Regions from separate parts of the Homo sapiens genome. Here all the other regions are linked to region 3. The links are chromatin contacts, found by Hi-C or POLR2A ChIA-PET in ENCODE. All regions are on one chromosome and are shown on one strand. The core of a region is the stretch at or near the end of the contact, and the rest is flanking DNA. Distances in the headings are between cores, read along the strand shown. Region 1 has its middle 39 kb from the start of NEK6. Region 2 overlaps NEK6 (NIMA related kinase 6). Region 3 holds the start of MIR181A2HG (MIR181A2 host gene). Region 4 has its middle 60 kb from the start of NEK6. Region 5 holds the start of GOLGA1 (golgin A1). Region 6 holds the start of SCAI (suppressor of cancer cell invasion).

Region 1 (3,364 bases), core at 763-3,262, 440 kb before region 3:
CAGCTGTGGGTGGGGGTGTCCGGGGATTACTGCTAAAATAAGTAGCAGCTTCCTCTGAAACGCCTCTGTGGTCTGTGGAGGGGAAGGAAGTGGAGGACCGGAAACAGGGGAGGCAGAGAGGTGAGAGGCTGAAACTTCTGCCAGCATAGCAGAGACCAAGCTGGGCACCCCCCACCCACCCAGACACAACAGTTGGCCTCTGCCAGGCTGCAGCCTTGGGGCTGCAACCAGGAGGGCCTGGGAAGCTCAGGCCCAGCCCTAATATGGCCACCCAGAGGCTAGAGAATCCCTCTAGGTTGCTCCTGGCTGGCTGGGCTTCTTCCCTTCCTCAAGACACCAGTCACTTCATGCACCATTCTCTTTGCCTGGAATGCCCTTCTCTACATTTTCCTTTAGGGCCCAACACCAATGTCACCTCTTCTGGGAAGCCTTCCCTGACCACCCACCACACACACACACACACACACACACACACACACACACACACACAGAGAGAGAGAGAGAGAGAGAGAGAGGCAGGACAAGACAGCCACAGACCTTCATCATGAATAGTGGCATTCACTGTGACAGTGGCGTTCATCCAGTGCTTCATGTTTATGAACTGCTCTGCATGGATGATCTCATTGAATGTTTACAAAAACACAATGTGTGGTTCTATCAATAGCTTCATGTTACAGACGAGTGAACCAAGGCTCAGAGATGAGCAACTTCCCCAAGGTGGCATAGTCAGAAAATGGCTGAGTGGGGAGTGTGACCCAGGTCTGACTCCACAGCTAGGTCATTGAACCATGCACTATCCTCTGAGACTGGGATGGGATCAGTGTTGTGCAACTTGCCTGCTCCAAGGAGGCTGCATTGTGACCCTAGCAAAGCTTCATTTTCAGCCTTGCCCTTCCCAGCACCCCTGGAGTAGCTGGGAGCTATAGAGTACTCTAGGGAGAGAGGGAAACCAGCTTGTAATGAGGAAGCATTTCCATGTAAACATTTCTGGTAAACTGTGTGAAGGGATCTCAGAAGTATCTCCAAGCCCTTGATACTGTCTTGGGTTTTGTTTTCTCCTTCTAAATAAATGCTTTTGAATCTAATTTTGTATTCTGTTTCTACAGATGGGGCTTCCAAAATTGAAAAGCTTCAGACTTCACAAATCCTAGGTCCACCCTGCGGTGCCCTGTGACTTAACCACAACCACTGCACTGCCTGGGCTTCCCCAGCCCTCTCCAAGGCCCGCTTTCACTGTACCGGGGTTTTCTATTTATGGATCCGCCCTGCTACCCGCCACTCCCACAACCCCCACCCATAGATGGGCCATGAGCTCCTCATGGGCAGAGGGCGAGCCCTGGTTTCTTGGTACCCTAGGGACTGCTTGGTATATAGAAGCCCAGGACAGATTTGTTACATGAGGGAATAAAGGAGTAAATGAATGAGTGAATGAATGAATATGGGTCCCTTCAATGCCATCAGGAAGTATGAGAGATACAACTCCAGCTTTAAAACTCCAGGTCAGCTGGGTATGGTGGCTCACCCTTGTAATCCCAATACTTTTGGAGGCTGAGGTGGGCGGATCGCTTGGGCCCAGGAGTTCAAGACCAGCCTGGGCAACATGGTAAAACCCCATCTCTACAAAAATTAACTGGGCGTTGTGGCATGCACCTGTCATCCCAGCTACTCGAGAGGCTGAGGTGGGAGAATTGCTTGAGCCCCGTTAGTGGAGACTGCAGTGAACTGTGATCGCACCACTGCACTGCACTGCAGCCTAGGCGACAGAGTGAGACTCTGTCTCAAAAAAAAACTCAAGGTCCATCTCCCTGTGTGCCAACCCTGCATGGGTGTTGAGGGTGACTGACAATTTGGACAGGGTTCAGCTGAAGCCAGTCTCTAGCAAGGAGGCCCAAAGCCCCTCCGGTCACTCTGCTCCCTACAGAGGCAGCACTCTAGGCCCCAGGCCTGGACCTCAAGGCTGCAGCAGGGCCCCTGGCCGCCCCCTATAGCCTTGGAAGCCCCTGAGAAGAGGCCCTTCAGTGCAGCTGCAGCAGGTCAGACGCCTCCTCTGGAGAAGAAGGAAGTGAAAGTGCTGTGGTGGGTGAGTCATCGGAGTGTCCCTCTGGACGGATTGATGCCATGAGTGGCATAAGAGGGACAGGCTGGGAGGGAAGAGACACCAGGGTTAGGAGCCCTTTTAGTATCCTCCAGGAAGGCCCCACCTCACCTCCCAGCCCCTCCCAGACACAGGGGTCTTCAGCTTGGAGAAGAGAATGCCTTGGAGATGCCATCTTTGTCCTAGTCTCTGAAGTGGGTAGAAATTAGACAAGGTCCACAGCAGAGGGGGAAGATGGAGTCAGATGGGGAGGTCACAGAGGCTAACTGGTTGCCACCAGGGCCAGGCTCTGGTGGGCTGGCTGCTGCCTGGCAGTAGTGATGGCCAACAGCAAGTAGGGTGGTCTCCTGCCATGGGTCAGGATGTGGATTCTGGATTTGAACCTCATGTCCTCAAACCCCAGCTCTGCCCCTCATGAGCTGCAGGATCCCAGGCAAGTGGCTTCCCCTCTCCTTCCTCTGCTGTCGAGTGAGATCATAGCACTTAATGCATAGGATGAGCAGGGCATGATTAGATACATTACTGTATGTAAAGTGCATAGAAGAGTGCCCGTTCCCAGGAAACCCACAATAAACAGTAACTACTGTATCAGGCAGCATCTCATCAGGAAGCCTGAAATGCCCTAGGTTTTGAACAGAAGGGATTTAATACAGGGGCTTGTCTTCCAATGGAAGGACTGAGAAACAAAACAGGGAATGGTGCAGCCGCCCAGGGATAGGACTTTGCAGTCATATTCTACTTCCTACTGATGCTCGTCCTCAACCTAGTTGCTTTATGTCTCAGAGCTTCAGTATTTTCACATGTAAAAATGGGAATAAAAAGGACCTTTTTTAATTTATTTTTTTATTTTTTAGATGGAATCTCCCTCTGTCGCCCAGGCTGGAGTGCAGTGGCGTGATCTCGATTTGCTGCAACCTCCGCCCCCTGGGTTCAAACAATTCTCCTGCCTCAGCCTCCCTAGTAGCTGGGATTACAGGCATGTGCTACCACACCCGGCTAATTTTTGTATTTTTAGTAGAGACGAGGTTTTGCCATGTTGGCCAGGCTGGTCTCCAACTTCTGACCTCAGGTGATCCGCCCACTTTGGCCTCCCAAAGTGCTGAGATTACAGGTGTGAGCCACCGCGCCTGGCCGATATTTTTTTTTGAGACAGAATCTCACTCTGTCTTCCAGGCTGGAGTGCAGTGGCGCGATCTCGGCTCACTGCAAGCTCCGCTTCCCGGGTTCAGGCCATTTTCCTGCCTCAGCCTCCCAAGTAACTGGGACTAC
Region 2 (3,293 bases), core at 586-3,085, 380 kb before region 3:
GGGGGCCTCTTCCCTCAGACCAGGAAATCACCCAGTACTCCGAGAGTGTTCACTAGAATTACCCTCATGTTCACTGGAATATACTGGTCAGATTTCTGAGAGGGAGACCCCCTTTTTGTACTCATAGGAGAATGGAGGAGGCCGGCCATGCTTCTCCTCAGCCACGATTGAAAAAGTCACCTAGCACAGTGGCCTGAGTCCACTGGTTCCCAAATCCCAGACCCAGGCCAGGCCTAGGGCCGTGTGAAGTCTTCCGCGGACCCACGGTGAAATAAGAAAAGGAAGGCCTGGCTTGGCATAGCTACTTTCCATGTCAGCTGTTTTTTCTTTTTTTTTTTTTTTTTTTTTTTTTTTTTTGGAGGCAGAATCTCACTCTGTCGCCCAGACTGGAGTGCAGTGGTGCGATCCCAGCTCACTGCAAGCTCCACCTCCAGGGTTGAAGTGATTCTCCTGCTTCAGCCTCCTGAGTAGCTGGGATTACAGGTGCCTGCCACCACACCCAGCTAATTTTGTATTTTAGTAGAGACAGGGTTTTACCATGCTAGCCAGGCTGATCTCGAACTCCCGACCTCAGGTGATCTGCCTACCTCGGCCTCCCAAAGTGCTGGGATTACAGGCGTAAGCCACCACACCCGGCCTGTCCTTTCTTTTATGAAAGATGGTGATACTAGGTGGACGTTTTATTTTAGATGCCAGAAAACTCTGGCAACCTATGTCTATCTTCAAAATGTGGGAGAGGCTGTCCAGGCCTGTGACACCTCCAGGCCCGGAAGCCATTGATGTACTTCTGTACCCCAGACACAGAAGTGGAGCCCGGGGCAGACTTTGATGCCTCAAGAACCTCTGAGTCATGGCCACACGTGAGCCCCCGGCTCTGCCCTGGTGTGCGGTGGGGCGTATTGGTTTCCTAGGGATATTATAACAAATTACTGCAAACTGGGTGCTTGAAAACAATAGAAATTCATTCTCTCTTGGAGAATCCTGGAGGCGTGATGCCTGAAATCAGGCTGGTGGTAGGCTCAGTTCCCGTGGAGGCTCTGACAAAGCACCTGCCGTGCCTTTTTCTGGCTTCTGGCAGGCGCTAGCCACCCTCCTTGTTCCTTGTTCCGTGTTCCGTGGCTCGTCTACACATCCCTCCAGTGCTCGCCTCTGTCGCCACATGGCCTTCTTCCTTGTGCGTCTGTCTCTGTGTCCATCCCTCATAGAAAGACACCCGTCATTGAATTTGGGCCACCCTAATCCCATGTGACCCCAGCTTAACTTGATTAGTATCTCCAAGTAAGGGCCTATGCCCCAGTTCCAGATAGACAAGGGTTTGGGGGGAACATTACTCTGGGGGCGTAAGGGATGAGGAGGGCAGGTCCAGGGAGCCTGCCCTCATTCCCAGGAGGAGACAGGAGACCAAGGAGCAGAGTCTGGCGGGGGAACGCTGTCACCACAGCAAGGGCCAGGCTGGGGCCACAGGGGGTGGGTCAGACACGCCCACTGAATACTCAGGGGCACGGGAGGGCCGGGATCCCCCTGACTCTCTGCATCCCAGATTCATTCCTACGCTTTCATACAGGCCCCAAAGACAAGTGCTGAGTAGATCTGGGTCTTCAGCACGATGTTTTTTAAAAACAGGCTTGCAGCGTTTGGTCCTTTGGTGGCACCAGCCAGGACCACTGAGGGCTGAGAACGTCTCAGCGCCCAGCATAGGCCGCCAGCCCTGGCTCTGCTCTTTTGGGTTAGAGAGCGGCCCCTCCCAGTAATGACAGGGCCCGCCATTCCCGGCAGCGCCCACCAGCACAGCCTCCCCCGCTTTGTGGACAAAGGGCAGCCTGTGGGGCAGGAAGGAGGGAATCCAGCCTCCCCTGTTCCCCCAGAGGCCTTTATCTATTTTGGCAAAGGCCCTGTGATCAGACGTTTCCGCCCTGACAACTCCCTGCCAAGTGATCTCAAGCAAGGGAGTCCCAGAGCCCTGCTGAGCCCCACTTCTCTCCTGTGAAGTAGGAGGCACAGTTCCAGCCCTGACCCTCTCAGGAAGGCTGGGGATGACAAGGCAAACCCTTCCCGTGCCTAGCCCAGGGCCTGGCACATAGTAGGTGCTCAGTCAATACTGAATGAGAGAGAGCATCTTGGAGCCCAGAACGTAAATTTCATGCCACTCCTGCGACGGAGCCTCAGTGGGGCCTCTTGGGAAGGAGAATCTATAGGCATTTCCTTCCCCACGTCCTAGGACACAGTTAGCTGAGACGACCGGGCAGGGGTGGGGAAGTTGAGTGCACGGGTGTAGCACTGGACGGAGGACAGAGGCTGCTAAGCTGCATCTCAGGCATTGATTGGCATTGAGGAAAACCCACCTAGACTTGGTATCGCGGGAGGGAGGGTCATGTGCAGGGAGCCCTGGAAGGGAGCCTGGAGAGCTGGGTGCCAGCCCTGGCTCTGCACCCCTTACCAGCCATGTGCAGGTCATGGCAGTGCCCTGTGGATCCTACTTCCTGAACCTCCCCTCTGCAGGCTTGATGCCACTGCTGTCATTTCGGCCTCTATCCCACAACTCGCACAGGGCTTGCCTCACCTTTAGGCCTTTGCACGTGCCATGCCCTCTGCCTGGAGTGCCCTGCCCCTATTCCTCCACTCAGAGCTGCTTCCCGTTCCGAGGAAAAATCCCATGCCCCAGGTAGACTGCACGCACATTTTCTTGTGTTTCCACACCCTGCTTTGCAGAGCAGCGGGCACCCTGGTTGTAGTTTAAGGGACGCCTGAGAGCCCCATTGAGGATGGAGATTGGTCCCCCTTGCCTGGCACACGCTTGGTGCCCAGCACTTGTGTGTCCATTGAGTGAGCAAATAATGGAATGTCTGGAGGCATGTGACGCCTCTGCTGTGTGGCTTGGTTTCCCCATCTTTAAAATACCAGATGTGGGCCAGGCGCAGTGGCTCTCGCCTATAATCCCAGCACTTTGGGAGGCTGAGGCGGGAGGATCACCTGAGGTTGGGAATTCGAGACCAGCCTGGCCAACATGTTGAAACCCTGTCTCTACTAAAAATACAAAAATTAGCCAGGTGTGGTGGTGCATGTCTGTAATCCCAGCTACTTGGGAGGCTGAGACACGATAATTGCTTGAACTAGGGAGGCGGAGGTTGCAGTGATCCAAGATGGCACCACTGCACTCCATACTGGGCGAAGACCGAGACTCCGTCTCTAAGTAAATAAATAAAATAAAATACTGGATGTGGACTGATGGAGTCCTTGGGGATCTGGTGAAACATGAGGCCTCAAGTGAACGGACTCGGGTCTTTCCTGCTCCC
Region 3 (3,739 bases), core at 1,059-3,558:
GTAGTCTGGCACCTCCTTCTTCTCTCTCTTGCCTCCTCCTCTCCTACCATGTGATCTCTGCACACACCAGCTCCCTTTCACCTTGTGCCATGAATGGAGGCAGCTTGAGGCCCTCACCAGAAGCTGGTGCCATGCTTCTTGTACAGCTTGCAGAACCATGAGCCAAATAAACCTCTTTTCTTTATAAATTACCCAGCCTCAGGTATTCCTTTACAGCAACACTAAAGGGACTAAGACAGTAGTATACACATGCAATGGTATATTATTCAGCCTTAAAACGTAAGGAAATTCTGACATGCGACAACATGCATGAACCTTGAGGACACCATGCTAAGTGAAATAAGCCTGTCAAAAGGGAACACATCTTGTATTATTCCACTTATATGAGGTATCTAGAGTAGTCAAAAAGCAAACAGACAGAGGCTAGGCACGGTGGGCTCATGCCTGTAATTCTAGGATTTTGGGAGGCCAAGGTGGGTGGATCACTTGAGATCACGAGTTCGAGACCAGCCTGGCCAACATGGTGAAACCCCGTGTCTACTAAAAATACAAAAACTAGCCAGGCGTGGTGGTGGGCACCTGTAGTCCCAGCTACTCAGGAGGCTGAGGAAGGAGAATTGCTTGAACCCAGGAGGCGGAAGTTGCAGTGAGCCAAGACAGTGCCATTGCATCCCAGCTTGGGCAACAAGAGTAAAATTCCGTCTCCAAAAACAAAAAACAAAAAATCAAAGAGAAAGTAGAATGATGGTTGTCCCCAGGGCCTGGGGGAGGGAAGAATGGCAAGTTAGTGTTTAACAGGTAGGTAGAGAATTTCAGTTTTGCAAGAGGAGAAGAGTTCTGTGGTGGATGGATGGTGGTGAAGGCTGCAAAACAACGTGAATGCACTTAACACCACAGAACTATACACTTAAAAATTATTACAACAGTCAATTTTATGTTACATATACCTTACCACAACTTAGAAAAAAAAAAGATTGTCTTGTGGCTTACAAAAAGCAAGAGAGTGCTCATCTCCTCTTCTTTCGAACATTCTTATATCTAATAGTGCATCAAAACAGCTTTTCTCGGGTTAAGACAAGAGAATAATTCTGGGGTAGTCCTCATATGGAAGGTGCTGCATAATATAGTCAACATCTAAAAAATTCCAAGTACAAACATCCAAACCCAAAATTTACAGCAAAAGAGACAGATGGAATTATTTCAACAACTGTGAGAAAGGCAAGAAATAAACAGAACTATTGGTATGTTTAAGTATCAATTTAGGACTCTATAAGCTAATTTCTAAAGAGACAAGAAAGTCCACGGAAAAAAATGATTGGTCCATGTAGAGTAGATTTCATATATCAGAGTCAAGGTCTCACAAAACAACTTTACTGTTTTGAAACTTTAAAGAAGTGTCAACTTGCATTAAATAAACAAAGCAACTGCCATGTACTAAACAAAAATGTCACAAATGACAGTCCTGTATAATGACCTGGTTTCCCAGTGGCTCAGAAAGATGGAAAATAAACCCCAAGGACCCTAGTTCAGACAGACTGAAGAGAGCAGACCGTGGCTGTCTTGCATGATTAAAGGCTATGTCACAGCTCAGTAGGGTCCATGCTTTCATAGCTTCCCCCCCCCAGCAACCCCTAATGTGACTAGGACTGGGACAAGAGTGACAGTCTCACAAAGGGGATAAAAAGACATAAAGCTTCTTCCTCATACATCCAAACACTCCAGAATCTAAAACTTCACTTCTCTGTTGTCCATCTATCCAATTTTCATTAAGAGCAATTTATATCATATAGAGGCTTCAAAGTCAAATATGCCACTTTTATTTTTACCTTATCAAACCTATAAAATCAAGACCAAGGGTTGGTCTGGATATGAAGCTTGGTTAGGATCACAATAAATTTTCAAATCAAATAATTGGTTTCAGTTAGAGCCAAGTTTATCAACAATAGGGTGATTTAGGATTCAGGAAAAATCGGCTGCCTATTTGTATTTCAGAAAGACTAGTATTTCTTCTGACACAAGTAGAGAGGTGTAAGCAACCTCTGGGTGGGTAATGCCACCAAACAAAAGCAACACCTTCAAAGTCTCTCAGTGACTAGAGGCAGCCAGACACTCAAACTGCCAGTCCTGAATTACGGCCTCTGAATGGTGAGGGCTTCACATTTCACCGATCAGGGCACAGCCCAATCAGAAGACAAACCCCTGCACTGCCAGGGACCAGCAAATCCGCTTTCTTCCAGTGTGCACATGACTAAATGTGCTTCTGTCCATCATCTGGGTCATATATAGTTCAATGCGAGCTGAGCAGACAGGGCTGCAAGGAAATCTGGCGCGGTTCAATACCTCGTCTAGCCTGGGTTCCAGTATCTAATTTTTTTTTTGTTTTAACTGACAAACTCATTTCTCTACTGGGACAGGATGCTGTGCTGGCTGGAAGTTCCATTTCTACAGCAAGAATCCTATCTGGAAACACAGAAGTTGTCCTCTAGCCACAGCAGCTCGAACTTTTTTGATTGTCGTTGCTGCTTTCTCCCATCACCCCCATCCCCTTTTGACAAAGATCCAACTGTAAAAAGTCTTACGTAACAGTTCAGGACTACTTCGGTTCTTTTACTGGGTAAGCACTTTCAATTTTTTTTTTTTAACTAAAAGCCATTTTAAAATTGAATCTGTTGAGGGGCTTGACTAAAATCTTTTAAGTAATTTGTGTAATGGAATACTGTCAGTGGATTTTTTCGTCTCATTTCTGCACGTGCTCCTTTGTTCTCAGAACAGAAGCTTTTTATACACATCCCATAACGCAGCTGGAGAGAGTTATGAAGTCAGTTATTATAAGGAACACAAAGGTTGCTTTCCATTCTTTGCCTTTAGATAATTAATTTTTTTGTTTTCTTAAAATGGAGTATTTAAAGAAGGAAGAAATTCACAAGAAATAAACTGTTGGAGAATTTAGAAAAGTTTGAAGTTTTTACCACCTTTTCTATCTCTAGTTTTGTGTGGCCAAACACTTGTGCCGCCTGGGGCGGTGGGGGTAGAGGCAAGCATAGACAGAGAGGAACTAAGCCAGACATGGACAAAGGCACGAGCCAAAACCAGACAGTCCTGGCCGTTCGATAGGCCAGCAGTGGGTGAGACAGGTCAGCCAGCTGCAGGGGCGGGAGCGGGGGGGCGGGTAGGGACATGGATGTGTGAGGTGCTCATGCGTGCGATCGTGACTAGATTCTGAAACTGCCAGCCATTTTCCCAGCTCCGCTTTGTGCAATCTAAAGGAATGCATCCCCTCTGAAGCAGTCTTGCCAGAGCCTAGTGAGGGAGAGAAGTATGGTAAATACCACAACATATGGAATCAGAAAATACCGGGAACTGGAGTGGGCAAGGGGGAATGCAGAGGGTGTGGAAATTTTTTAGTGATCTGGAATGTGTTGAGTGACAGGAAGTGCCCCAAGCTTCTCCCCCACCAACTCTTCTCAGTCGCGCCTGCTTTTGTCTAACTCTTGTAATCTACACACTACTGCTTACAAAGCTGTCTGAGTTTAAGACAAAAAGAAACCTAAAAGTCTCCTTACTTCATAGTACCTGTGATATGGAAGGAATGTAAAAGCATGACCCTTTAAGCCTATGGACATTTTTTCAGGTATACAGGAGAAAGATAAAATAATTTTCCACAGAAAAATGAGAATTATGAATTATATAGTTCAGGTTCCAAATCTAATTTTTAAAAGAATTCTGATTCTGCTACACT
Region 4 (3,272 bases), core at 469-2,968, 460 kb before region 3:
AAAAAAATGAAGCTACAGGCCAATCTCTATAATGAACATCGATGTAAAAATCCTAATAAAATATAAGCAAGCCAAAATCAAGAACACACAAAAAAGACTACATGTCATAACCAAGTAGGGTCTATTTCTGACAGGCAAGACTGGTTTAATGTGCACAAATCAATCAATGTGGTACGTTACATTAACAGAATGAAAGATAAAAACCACACAATCATCTCAGTTGAAACAGAAAAAGCACTTGACCAAGTTCAGCATCCTTTCTGGATAAAAACTCTTAACAGTTTTGGCATAGAAAGAAAGTTTCTTGACATAATAGAGGCCATTTATGAAAAAACCACAGCTAACACCATAATTAATGGGGAACAATCAAAAACTTTCCTACTGAAATCTAGAACAAGGCAAGGATGCCCACTCTCTCCACTTCTATTCAACATGGTACTGGAAGTATGAGCAAGAGCAATCAGACAAGAAAAAGAAATAAAAGTCATCTAAATCAGAAAGGAAGAAGTAAAATGATCTCTATTTGCAGATGACATGATTCTATATACAGAAAATCCCAAAGATTCCACACAAAAAAACCCTGTTATATCTAATAAATAAATTCAGCGAAGTCATAGGATGCAAAATCAACACACAAAAGTCAATAGCAGATCTACACAAAAACAACAGCCTAGGTGAAAAACAAATCAAGAAAGCAATCTTATCTACAAAGGCATTAAAAAAATACTGAGGAATAAATTTAACCAAGGAGGTGTAATATTTGTATACTGAAAACTAGAAAACATTGATAAAGAAATTGAAGATCTAAATTAGTGGAAAGCTATTTCATGCTCATGGATGAGAAGAATTAATATTATTAATATCTGTACTCCCAAAACAATGTACAGATTGAATGCAATGAGGTCAGGGGGTTTAATTGCAAGTAAAAAAAATAAAAGAAAGAAAGCTTCTTCAAAACAGCCCAAGAAGAGAAGGGAATTTATTAAAACAGGAGGGTCCCAGAGATCCAAGGCTGGACATGGAGCAGCTTCAGGAAGGCAGGAGTAGGGACCCAGAAAGTTGTCAGGAGATCTGGAGGTAGTGTCTTAGGCTCCTTGTGACTATCTCTCTCTTTATCTCAGTCTTCCTTCTTATTTTCCTTCCTTTCTCTCTCCCTCTCCCGCTCCCCGCCTTGTCTCAGTATCTCTCCTGCATGACTGCCTCTTTCTATCTTGTCTCTGCCTGTCTCTGTCTCTCCCTCCCATAACTGCATTTCAACCTTTCCATGATTGAGTCTTCTCTCTGCCATTCTATGAGCAAGTGGCCAAACACAGCCAGTCCAGCCCAGCTTTATGCCTCCTTTCAAATAACCAGCCAGGAAGGCAACCCAGTATCCCTGATTCTCAAAGCCAAAGTCACAGGAGAAAGAAGCTGATTGGCTCAGCTCAAATCAGCCTGCACCTCTGGTCTAATCAGCTGTCGCTAGGGGAGCAGAGAGGTACAAATATGGCCCCTGAGGTTCCACCTAGGGGAGAGGAGGATACAAGAGAAGGGAGCTGGAGGGCTGGCCAGGAGCACAGATGCCCACCACACCTGCCTGCCCAGTTGGACCCTCTCAGAGACGGGTTTTGACCTGAATTGAGCTTTGGTCCTCTTGGCCCCTTGGCCACGGTCACGTAGACTGCTAGCTGAGCTCCATTCCCTTCATATCTGCACATGGTACTTCCCGTCTCTGAGTCTCTGCTTCCTCATTTGTGAAATGATAGTAACAGCCCCTCCCAGTGGGGTGGTTGCAAGACGACATGAAGTTGTGTGGGCAGAGGACCCAAGGCCTTGCTGGCCACAGTGACTATGACACATCTGAATTCCCTAAAGTCCTACAGTTCCCGTGGTCCTCGCCTACCTGCCCCACTCCTCCCTTCTTCCCCTACCTCCACCATCTTCCCCCACTGCCAGTACGGCCCCAGGATGCTTGTGGTTACAACCAGTGAGATCTACTGCCCTCTACCACCACCCACATATCGCTAATTTGAGAAACGCACACCAGGGTGTCTGGGTTTAGCTGTTGAAACCACACATTCTGACCATCTTCTCAGTCCACTGAGCCTCCGTGGTCAGCCTGGCTGAGCTCTTTGTGGACCAGACATTGTTCTGCGGTCCCCACTCTAAAATCAGGTGGGGGCAGCATTAAGGAAGCCTTGGTGCCTATAGGATATCAGACACCCCAGATGCCTCAGGGATCTCCTTGAATGCTGCGCTACACACTATGGACAGATGCAACTGTTGATGTCATTTCTTTTTTTTTTTTTTTTTTAATTTGAGACGGTGTCTCGCTGTGTCGCCCAGGCTGGAGTGCAGTGGCGTGATCTCGGCTCACTACAACCTCCACCTCCCAGGTTCAAGTGATTCTCCTGCCTCAGTCTCTCAAGTAGCTGGGACTACAGGCATGCACCACCACACCTGGCTAATTTTTGTGTTTTTGGTAGACGGGGTTTCACCATGTTGGCAAGGCTGGTCTCAAACTCCCGACCTCAAGTCACCTGCCCACCTCAGCCTCCCAAATTGCTGGGATTACAGGAATGAGACACCACACCTGGCCCGTTTCTTCTTATTTTTGTTATTTTCTTATTTATTAAGCCAGCGTTCCCCGCTGCCTACTCTCTTCTTACTGGAGGCTGACCACTGGGGACTTCTGTATCTATGGAAGATGTGGGTGTTGAACTTGGGAACCTCAGGCCATGACATAAGGCTGAACAGGCCTCACCATGTCCTTTGGGTGCAAGAAGATCACGTGGAGAGGCACATCCAGCACCCAGCCCCAAGGCCCACCTCCTTGTCCCAGAACCCTAGTCTACCACAAATCTCCCACCTTCTGCCCCAACAAGAGAGTTCGGGTTGTTCCCAAATGGAGTCTTCCATGGACCTATGAATCTGACCAGGGCACCTCAGCTGGGCTGGCCTCTGAGCATGTTTTTTGCTTTTTGTTTTCTTTTTGAGACAGAGTCTTGCTCTGTTGCCCAGGCTGGAGTGCAGTGGCATGATCTCGGCTCACTGCAACCACTGCCTCCCAGGTTCAAGCGTTTCTCCCAGGTCAGCCTCCAAGTAACTGGGATTACACTTGCCCACCACCACACCCAGCTAATTTTTGTATTTTTAGTAGAGCTGGGGTTTCACCACGTTGGCCAGGCTGGTCTTGAACTCCTGGTGACCCACCTGCCTTGGCCTCCCAAAGTACTGGGATTACAGGCATGAGCCACCGCACCCAGGCCCTGGCCCCTGAGCCTTTGCTGCAC
Region 5 (3,373 bases), core at 767-3,266, 280 kb after region 3:
TAACCTACCAAAGATTGTGTGGCTAAGTGGAAGGGCTGGTATTTGAACAGAGGACTCTGATTCACAAATCTCTACGTTTTTTTTTTTTAATTACATGTTGGCTATGACATATAACACACTTGGTAAAATGTCCCAGAGCAGACATCAACATCATATATTCATGACTTAATGATTTCAAATCCTTCCTCCAATAAGCTTAACTACAGTTTAGTGTTCTTTAAGTTGAAGACAAAAATGCATGTAATTCAATTCATATGTAATTCAATATTCAATATGTAATTCAATATGTAAAAGGTGTAATATCCTACTGTTTCAGGATGGTTTGCAATCAACTGTCCAATAGGAAAAGCTGGTAACAGAAAAAAGAAGACACACCAGACAACTCTATTATATAAGTATCTGATATCCTTGAACATTTTCTAGAGACGCTGTGTGGTTTTGAGTTTGATAAAATTACCTCCAATGAGTTTATTTTCTTTCTTTCTTTTTTTTTTTTTTTTTTTTTTTTTTTTTGAGATGGAGTTTCGCTCTTGTTGCCTAAGCTGGAATGCAATGGCACTATCTCGGCTCACCGCAACCTCCACCTCCTGGGTTCAAGCGATTCTCCTGCCTCAGCCTCCCGAGTAGCTGGGATTACAGGAATGCGCCACTATGCCCGGCTTATTTTATATTTTTAGTAGAGACGAGGTTTCTCCGTGTTGGTCAGGCTGGTCTCAAACTCTTGACCTCAGATGATCCACCTGCATTGGCCTCCCAAAGTGCTGGGATTACAGGCATAAGCCACTGCGCCCGGCCTCACAGTTTCTTTTCTTAAGAATGTTTGACATGATATTCAAAGTAAGATTCAAAAACCTTTTCCTCCTAATGGTGTATAAAACACTAATATTCTGGTTCCAACCTTAACTTTCCATGTTTTGTGGAGGATACCTAAGCTCTGCTCTGAGATACACAAATGCCATCTTACCACTTCAGATCCTCCATTAAGGCTGTACAATTCTTCAGAAACTTTACTTTCAATGTGTGTAAACCACTTACTCACCTGGCTTATCTACTAGATTTAAAACAGCTTGGAGGTCAAAGCATTCTGTCCTGCATGAAGACAAAGATAAAATGCATTGGGTATTTCTTTTCAAGTGTATGGCCAAAATGTTGGGTGGGGATAGGGGGAAGAAGTGAAGGAAGAGGAGGGGCAGAAGAAGGATTAAAGGGGGTAAGAAAACCTGTCACAACTCTCAATGGGATACCCTCCCTAACCCTGATCTCCTATGAAATTGTTTTTTGCCTAAGAGCTTCACTTACAAGCGCATAGAACAGAATTGATCACCGCAGCGGGTGCCTAAATTCACTTCTCCCTGGGAGCCCTGAGCAAAACAATTTGAATGAGGTTAAGTTTTCCTGGAGCCAGTATTTATTTCTCAGTTGATTACTACACTCACATACTGTTTACCCGGCCAGACCCTGGGCGTCTGGTCACGGATGTGCACTGACAAAAAGCAAGGCAAAATTGGGTAAAGACAGATGTCTAACCCCCAGGGAGGCAGGCAGGTGCCTGCCACGGCAGTTTGGATCTCACTCCCTCAGGCTACCTCCAGCCCCGCCCGTGCTTTGGACTGTCAAAGAAAGGAAGGATCCAACATCTCTCCCATTTGACAGCAAGGAAACTGAGCCCTAGAGAGGAGGAGCGACTTGTCCAAGGTCGCGCAGGGAGGAATCCCGGAACCCTAGGCTCCAGACTCCCAGGCCGGGGCAGCCCGCCTCCGCCCCCACTCTCACCCTTTCAGCACCCCGGTGCCGCCCCCCGCCTTGGGGCTCGGGCAACCCTGACCGGGCCGCTGTGGGGACAGACCGAGGCCACTGGGAGAATAAGGGGCCTGCTCGCATTCCCGGAGTCCTGGCCCGCGCACCTGCCTCTCTCTGGGAAGCCAGCAAAGCCCCGCCTCCCGGGCCTCTCGTGAGCCCCGGCCCGCGTCACCAACCCCCACCGCCCAGCCGGCGAGCCGAGCAGCGACCCGGAACCGCACGTCTCCCAGCGCGCCGGAAGTGACTGCGCGGTGGGGGGAGGGGGTTGGTCCGACGCGCGCATGCGCCCGTGCGCGGCCTTGGCGGCTACTGTTACCACCTCTGAGCGGCGACTGGGCCGGAACGGCTGGAGTTCTCGGGTGCCCAGCCGGGCGCTCCCTCAGCCCAGTTCGCCACGTCAGCGAGCGGCCAGAGCCACAGATGATGACTGAGTCTCCGAGGCCTCTCGGTCTTTTTCTATTTTAACAGGGGCGCGTGCAGAGCGTGGTAAGTGGGAGGGGCTTCGTGTCAAAAGTAAAAGAACCCAGTCGGTGCCACAGGCCCCGCTGTGCTGTGCTGGCTACAAACCCGGCCGGGGCTGCACTGCTTGGCCAGGCGCCCCCCCGCGCCGCCCGGTCCCGCCGCACCCTAGGCAGCTGCCTTGCCACCGTGTGACCCGGGAAGTCTGCGCCTCCAGCTTCACTCACAAGCCAGTAGCTCCAGAAACTAGTCCTGGGACCTTACACCTTGAGACCAGTTTTTAGACTTTGGCGCCTGTCACCTACTGTAGATGATGCGTTTTATATCGCAACCGAGTACATAACGTCCAGCAGAACCACGTTCTTACTATGTAATGCACTTAAAAACGCTGGTGGCAGCTCACTATATTGGATTAGCTTCACCATCCGCTGCTGGGCCGTCTCCTTTCTGCTTAGGAAGGAAGTTGAAAACATCAAAAGTGCACGGCGCGCGCTTCTGTGGTCCCAGCTACTCGGAAGACCGAGGTGGGAGGATCTCTTGAGACCAGGGCTTCCAGACCAGCCTGGGCACCGTGGCGAGACTCCGTCTCTTTAAATAAATAGCAATCATGCAGGCAGTAGGAAAATAAACAAAAGAGGAAAAACTATCTTGTTCCAAGTCACAGTCCAGGCCGGGCGCGGTGGCTCACTCCTGTAATCCCCACACTTTGAGAAGCCGAGGCGGGTGGTTCACCCGAGGTCAGGAGTTCAGACCAGCCTAACATAGCGAAACCTCGTCTCTACTAAAAATACAAAATTAGCCGGGCATGGTGGCCCATGCCTGTAATCCCAATTACTTGGGAGGCTGAGGCAGGATAATCGCTTGAACCCGGGAGGTGTAGGTTGCAGTGAGTCAAGATCGCGCCATTGCACTCCAGCCTGGGCAACAAGAGCGAAACTCTATCTCAAACAAAAAGTCACGGTCCAAATCAGTACCCTAAGTCAGGTCCCTGAACTCGTCAATGCCAAGCCAGCCATTCCACCTTAAGGAACTCTGGTTCCATCCCCAGACTCAACACAAGCCCAAGAATAAGCAGATTCCACCCAATTCTTCAACAGTCCCTTCCCTCGCGTGT
Region 6 (3,253 bases), core at 608-3,107, 490 kb after region 3:
ATATTTATTAGCAGCATTATGGTATAACAGTTAAGAGCTTAAGCTCTGGAGTCAGACTGTCTGGATTCAAATCCTGGTTTTATCTTTTACTAGATGCATGATTTTGGGTAAATATTTGGCCTCTCTGTGTCGCAGTTCCCTCTTCTGTAAAATAGTGACACTACATATTCTCTTAGGGTTCTTTGAGGATTACAGGAGAAGATACACATAGAGCATTCGTACACAGTACTTGGCACATAGTAGATGCTCAATAAAATTAGTTTATTTTTTGAGGCAGGGTCTTGCTGTGTTCCCCACACTGGAGTGCAGTGGCATGATCACGGCTCACTGCATCACTGCAGCCTTGACTTCCTGGGCTCAAGCAATCCTCCCACCTCAGCCTCTTGAGAAGCTGGGACTACAGGTCCACAACACCCGCTCAGCTAGTTGGTTTTTGTTTTTTTAATTTTTTGTTTTTGTGGGTACATAGTAGGTGTATATATTTATGGGACCGGCTAGTTTTTCAATTTTTTGTAGAGACGGAGTCTTGCTCTGTTGCCCAGACTGGTCTTGAACTCCCAGGCTCAAATGATCCTCCTGCCTCAGCCTCCCAAAGAGCTGGGATTGAAGGCATGAGCCACCCCAGCCAAGATGAGCTTTTTAAACAGAGATGCTGGAGAAAATGAAATTATGGCTAAGGTTAAAAAAAAAAATAGCTGAGATCCTTACACAACATCAAAAAGTAAAAAAGTAGGATTTCTCAAGATTTCCCACATTATCTTAGATACCAAGAAAAAAAAAATCGACTGTAGAGGTAGTAATTTGAAGTCCTCAAAAGAAAAATCATGCATGTGGTTATATTCTTTTAAAAGGGGGATAAATAAGAAACTTCATCTACTGACAGTATACAATTATGCAGTACGGCACAGGTGCAGCCAAGCAAAAAGAAAAACATGAAGCAAAATAGGAAGGCACTGCCTTACCTGCTTCTCCGTTTTCGAGGCGGTTTCTCCACTGTGCCAGTCAGTCTGCAGACCAAACAAATAAGACGGTAACTAAAAGTAACATACAAGAAAACATCTCCCGGCGCTACCGTGCCAGTCAAGAACTAAATAGACCACCCTCTGGGACCACAGGCTCGCCAAGCCCAGATCTGACCTTACAAACGCCTCATGCCCTGTTTCCCCTATTTACCAAGACCTAGCATTCCTGGGACTCACCGTTCCCCCAATTCCCCCTGAGCTCAAACCTTCCTGGTCCCTCACCCCATCCTCGACCCCTGCTCGTCACAGCCCAGCTCCCCAAAATCACCCACCTCCACCTACTCATTGTCTGCCTCGTCACCCCCGCAAGCCCCCCTAGCCTCCCCTTTCCTGTGCCCACCCGTTCCCGACCGTGCACTGCCCCCTCCACGCCCCGCCTCTCCGGGCCCGGCGACCCCCGCATTCCACGGCCCCTCCGGGGGCGCGCCCGCCTTGCCCCTCCCGGCCCCGCGCCGCCAGCCTCACCCCTCGGCGCCCCTTCCCTCACACGCCCCTCTCACCTGGCCTCGAGGAGGCGATCGCGCCCAGCCCGCGCCGCCGCCTGCAGGCGCCCCCAAGGTCCCCCCAGCCTGCACCCCCCGCCCCTCCGGTCTCTGCGCCCCGAATGCTCCACCGCCCCGAGCCGCTGCCCCTGGGCCCGCTCCCTGGCCCCCACCCCATCCCCAACCCCGGCCTCCACCCAGCCCCCGCACCTGGGGGCCAGGCGACTCCGCGGCTGCTGGGGCTGCCGGGCTCCTCTGACCATCCGGCTCCTGCTCCGCCGCGGGAGCTGCTCCGGCGGCCGCAGGGCTCGCTCGGGAAGCTGAGGCGGCGGAGGCTGGAGTAGGCGGAGAGGCGGGAGGAGGGCCTCGCGCCTCTGCCAGGCTTGCCGCGGGGCCCGCCTCCTCCGCGCCTCTCCTCGGCTCCCATTGGCTAGAGCAGTAGTGTGGACGGAAATCTGTCAGTCGATTGGACGCTCGGCCCGTCACATCCCGCGCTGCCCACCCAGAGGTTTGGTTGAGACTGCAGGTGGCGGCGGAGGTGCCTTAGAGATTGCTAGCAGGGCCGGAGGAGACCCTAGCGCCACCATGCGTCTAAAAGTAGGAACTGCACCCCCGGCTCCAGACACCTGCCCCAGGTTCTCCTGGCTCTGCGTCCTGCATACCACACACCTGCTGGCGCCCCTCCACCTCTGCACCACGCCAGGACCGAAAACAAGCCCTGAAATCTCCCAATTTCTTCTAGCAGGTGAGACAGTGAGGCAACTCTCACAAACGTGTTTCCTTTTAAGCCACCTCGAATGCGATCCTTGTCCCTACATCTTGCTGAAATTGTCTCACAGCTCACAGCTACCCCTCAAAAAGGACCCAGCCAGAAAACTCTAAGAATCCACCAAAATAAAGCATGGTTTGGATGCTCAATCCTCTGCAGAAAAGCTCACTAGCTTGGGTGCAGGCTTTTAAGAAAGTAAGATTTTTTTTTAATTACCATGAAAGAAAAATCAGCACTACAAACAGAACCAATGCCATACTAAAAGCAACGTGTTCCATTTTGAAAGGCCTGGACAAATTTGATCCCTGAATGGAAGCTGACCATCCTGATTGTGTGACCATTGCAAGTTCTACACCAATTAATCAATTTTAAAATAAATTGTACTGTATTTTTTGACAAACAGGCATGCAAAACTGCCTTTCATAAGCATAGTTACCCTTCTTCTGCTTTAACAAAGCCATCCTTGAAAATAAGACTCAGCTCATTAACGTATTATAAAATTCTTGAAGGTGGGAAGGCCTCTCTAAATCTCTACTCCTGTGTGAACTTGTTTGGTATATTCTCAGCATCTGTTCAGAGTTGGGAGGAGGCATAAAACTTTCTCTTAAGTCACTTCCATTTTATTAGAACATCTTTTATGCCTCAATAATATGACAGCGTCGAGTAGTACATGTCAACATTGGGGTGGGGAAAATCTCTCATTGATCTCCATAAGCGGCAAAAATTAGGATACTAGTTTTTCACAAAACCAAATGTATTTGGTGTAAAGAGTTGTCTTTTCTTCTGAGATGGTCCTACCTACATCTTTAATGGTAAAATGACTTTCCATTTATGAAGTAATACTGACGGTAAATTGTAGTAGGAATTGAAAAATTGCTTTGAAAAAATGTCAAATCTCTGTTGGTCCCCCAAATTAGTATTTCACGTAATCCTAAAGTCACAGAACCACAAATCACCTCAATCTCAACTAACAGTTTCCA

Evidence for each region. A loop is a pair of places that touch in the nucleus more often than their neighbours do. ChIA-PET counts read pairs that join two places held with the same protein, here RNA polymerase II (POLR2A). Pooled maps may share reads with other maps.
Region 1: a pooled map shows a loop between it and region 3 (5-fold over the local background). The contact joins the enhancer-like site here to the promoter of MIR181A2HG in region 3. A Hi-C loop is called at or near these places in 5 of 37 single-sample maps with no recorded cell type and 4 of 50 pooled maps. POLR2A ChIA-PET finds 5 or more read pairs at or near these places in 3 of 52 experiments (BJ, K562 and activated CD4-positive, alpha-beta T cell).
Region 2: a pooled map shows a loop between it and region 3 (12-fold over the local background). The contact joins the enhancer-like site here to the promoter of MIR181A2HG in region 3. A Hi-C loop is called at or near these places in 2 of 37 single-sample maps with no recorded cell type and 5 of 50 pooled maps. POLR2A ChIA-PET finds 5 or more read pairs at or near these places in 1 of 52 experiments (common myeloid progenitor, CD34-positive).
Region 4: a pooled map shows a loop between it and region 3 (4-fold over the local background). The contact joins the enhancer-like site here to the promoter of MIR181A2HG in region 3. A Hi-C loop is called at or near these places in 1 of 37 single-sample maps with no recorded cell type and 2 of 50 pooled maps. POLR2A ChIA-PET finds 5 or more read pairs at or near these places in 3 of 52 experiments (Caco-2, K562 and activated CD4-positive, alpha-beta T cell).
Region 5: a loop to region 3 is called in a map of endothelial cell of umbilical vein, with 4 times the contacts of the local background. The contact joins the promoter of GOLGA1 here to the promoter of MIR181A2HG in region 3. A Hi-C loop is called at or near these places in 1 of 168 maps with a recorded cell type or tissue (endothelial cell of umbilical vein), 2 of 37 single-sample maps with no recorded cell type and 12 of 50 pooled maps. POLR2A ChIA-PET finds 5 or more read pairs at or near these places in 1 of 52 experiments (OCI-LY7).
Region 6: a pooled map shows a loop between it and region 3 (4-fold over the local background). The contact joins the promoter of SCAI here to the promoter of MIR181A2HG in region 3. A Hi-C loop is called at or near these places in 3 of 50 pooled maps. POLR2A ChIA-PET finds 5 or more read pairs at or near these places in 4 of 52 experiments (A549, RWPE1, activated CD4-positive, alpha-beta T cell and 1 more).

The regions. Positions count from the first base shown.
Region 1 is chr9:124,216,804-124,220,167 of GRCh38, forward strand. No RefSeq gene overlaps it. Among named protein-coding and RNA genes, the nearest start is that of NEK6, 39 kb to the right of the region's middle. RefSeq lists enhancers at 228-307, 1,217-1,376, 1,947-2,306. Within about 2 kb of position 2,013, at least 16 of the 41 ENCODE cell types and tissues checked have a DNase peak (open chromatin) inside an H3K27ac peak, as active enhancers do.
Region 2 is chr9:124,281,161-124,284,453 of GRCh38, forward strand. The region is part of intron 1 of NEK6 (NIMA related kinase 6); the gene reads left to right. Among named protein-coding and RNA genes, the nearest start is that of NEK6, 25 kb to the left of the region's middle. RefSeq lists a silencer at 1,610-1,904. Within about 2 kb of position 1,836, at least 22 of the 41 ENCODE cell types and tissues checked have a DNase peak (open chromatin) inside an H3K27ac peak, as active enhancers do.
Region 3 is chr9:124,656,128-124,659,866 of GRCh38, forward strand. It overlaps MIR181A2HG (MIR181A2 host gene), which reads left to right and starts at 2,309. Exons shown (of 2, transcript NR_038975.1): 1 at 2,309-2,614. All of the region lies in intron 2 of NR6A1 (nuclear receptor subfamily 6 group A member 1), which reads right to left. RefSeq lists enhancers at 2,356-2,475, 3,297-3,346.
Region 4 is chr9:124,195,818-124,199,089 of GRCh38, forward strand. No RefSeq gene overlaps it. Among named protein-coding and RNA genes, the nearest start is that of NEK6, 60 kb to the right of the region's middle. Within about 2 kb of position 1,719, at least 9 of the 41 ENCODE cell types and tissues checked have a DNase peak (open chromatin) inside an H3K27ac peak, as active enhancers do.
Region 5 is chr9:124,939,067-124,942,439 of GRCh38, forward strand. GOLGA1 (golgin A1) reads right to left here and starts at 2,017. Exons shown (of 23, transcript NM_002077.4): 1 at 1,905-2,017; 2 at 1,040-1,089. RefSeq lists enhancers at 1,609-2,109, 2,110-2,610 and silencers at 1,692-2,061, 2,392-2,451.
Region 6 is chr9:125,141,671-125,144,923 of GRCh38, forward strand. SCAI (suppressor of cancer cell invasion) reads right to left here and starts at 1,858. Exons shown (of 18, transcript NM_001144877.3): 1 at 1,715-1,858; 2 at 963-1,007. The coding sequence starts at 1,767. RefSeq lists a silencer at 1,477-1,976.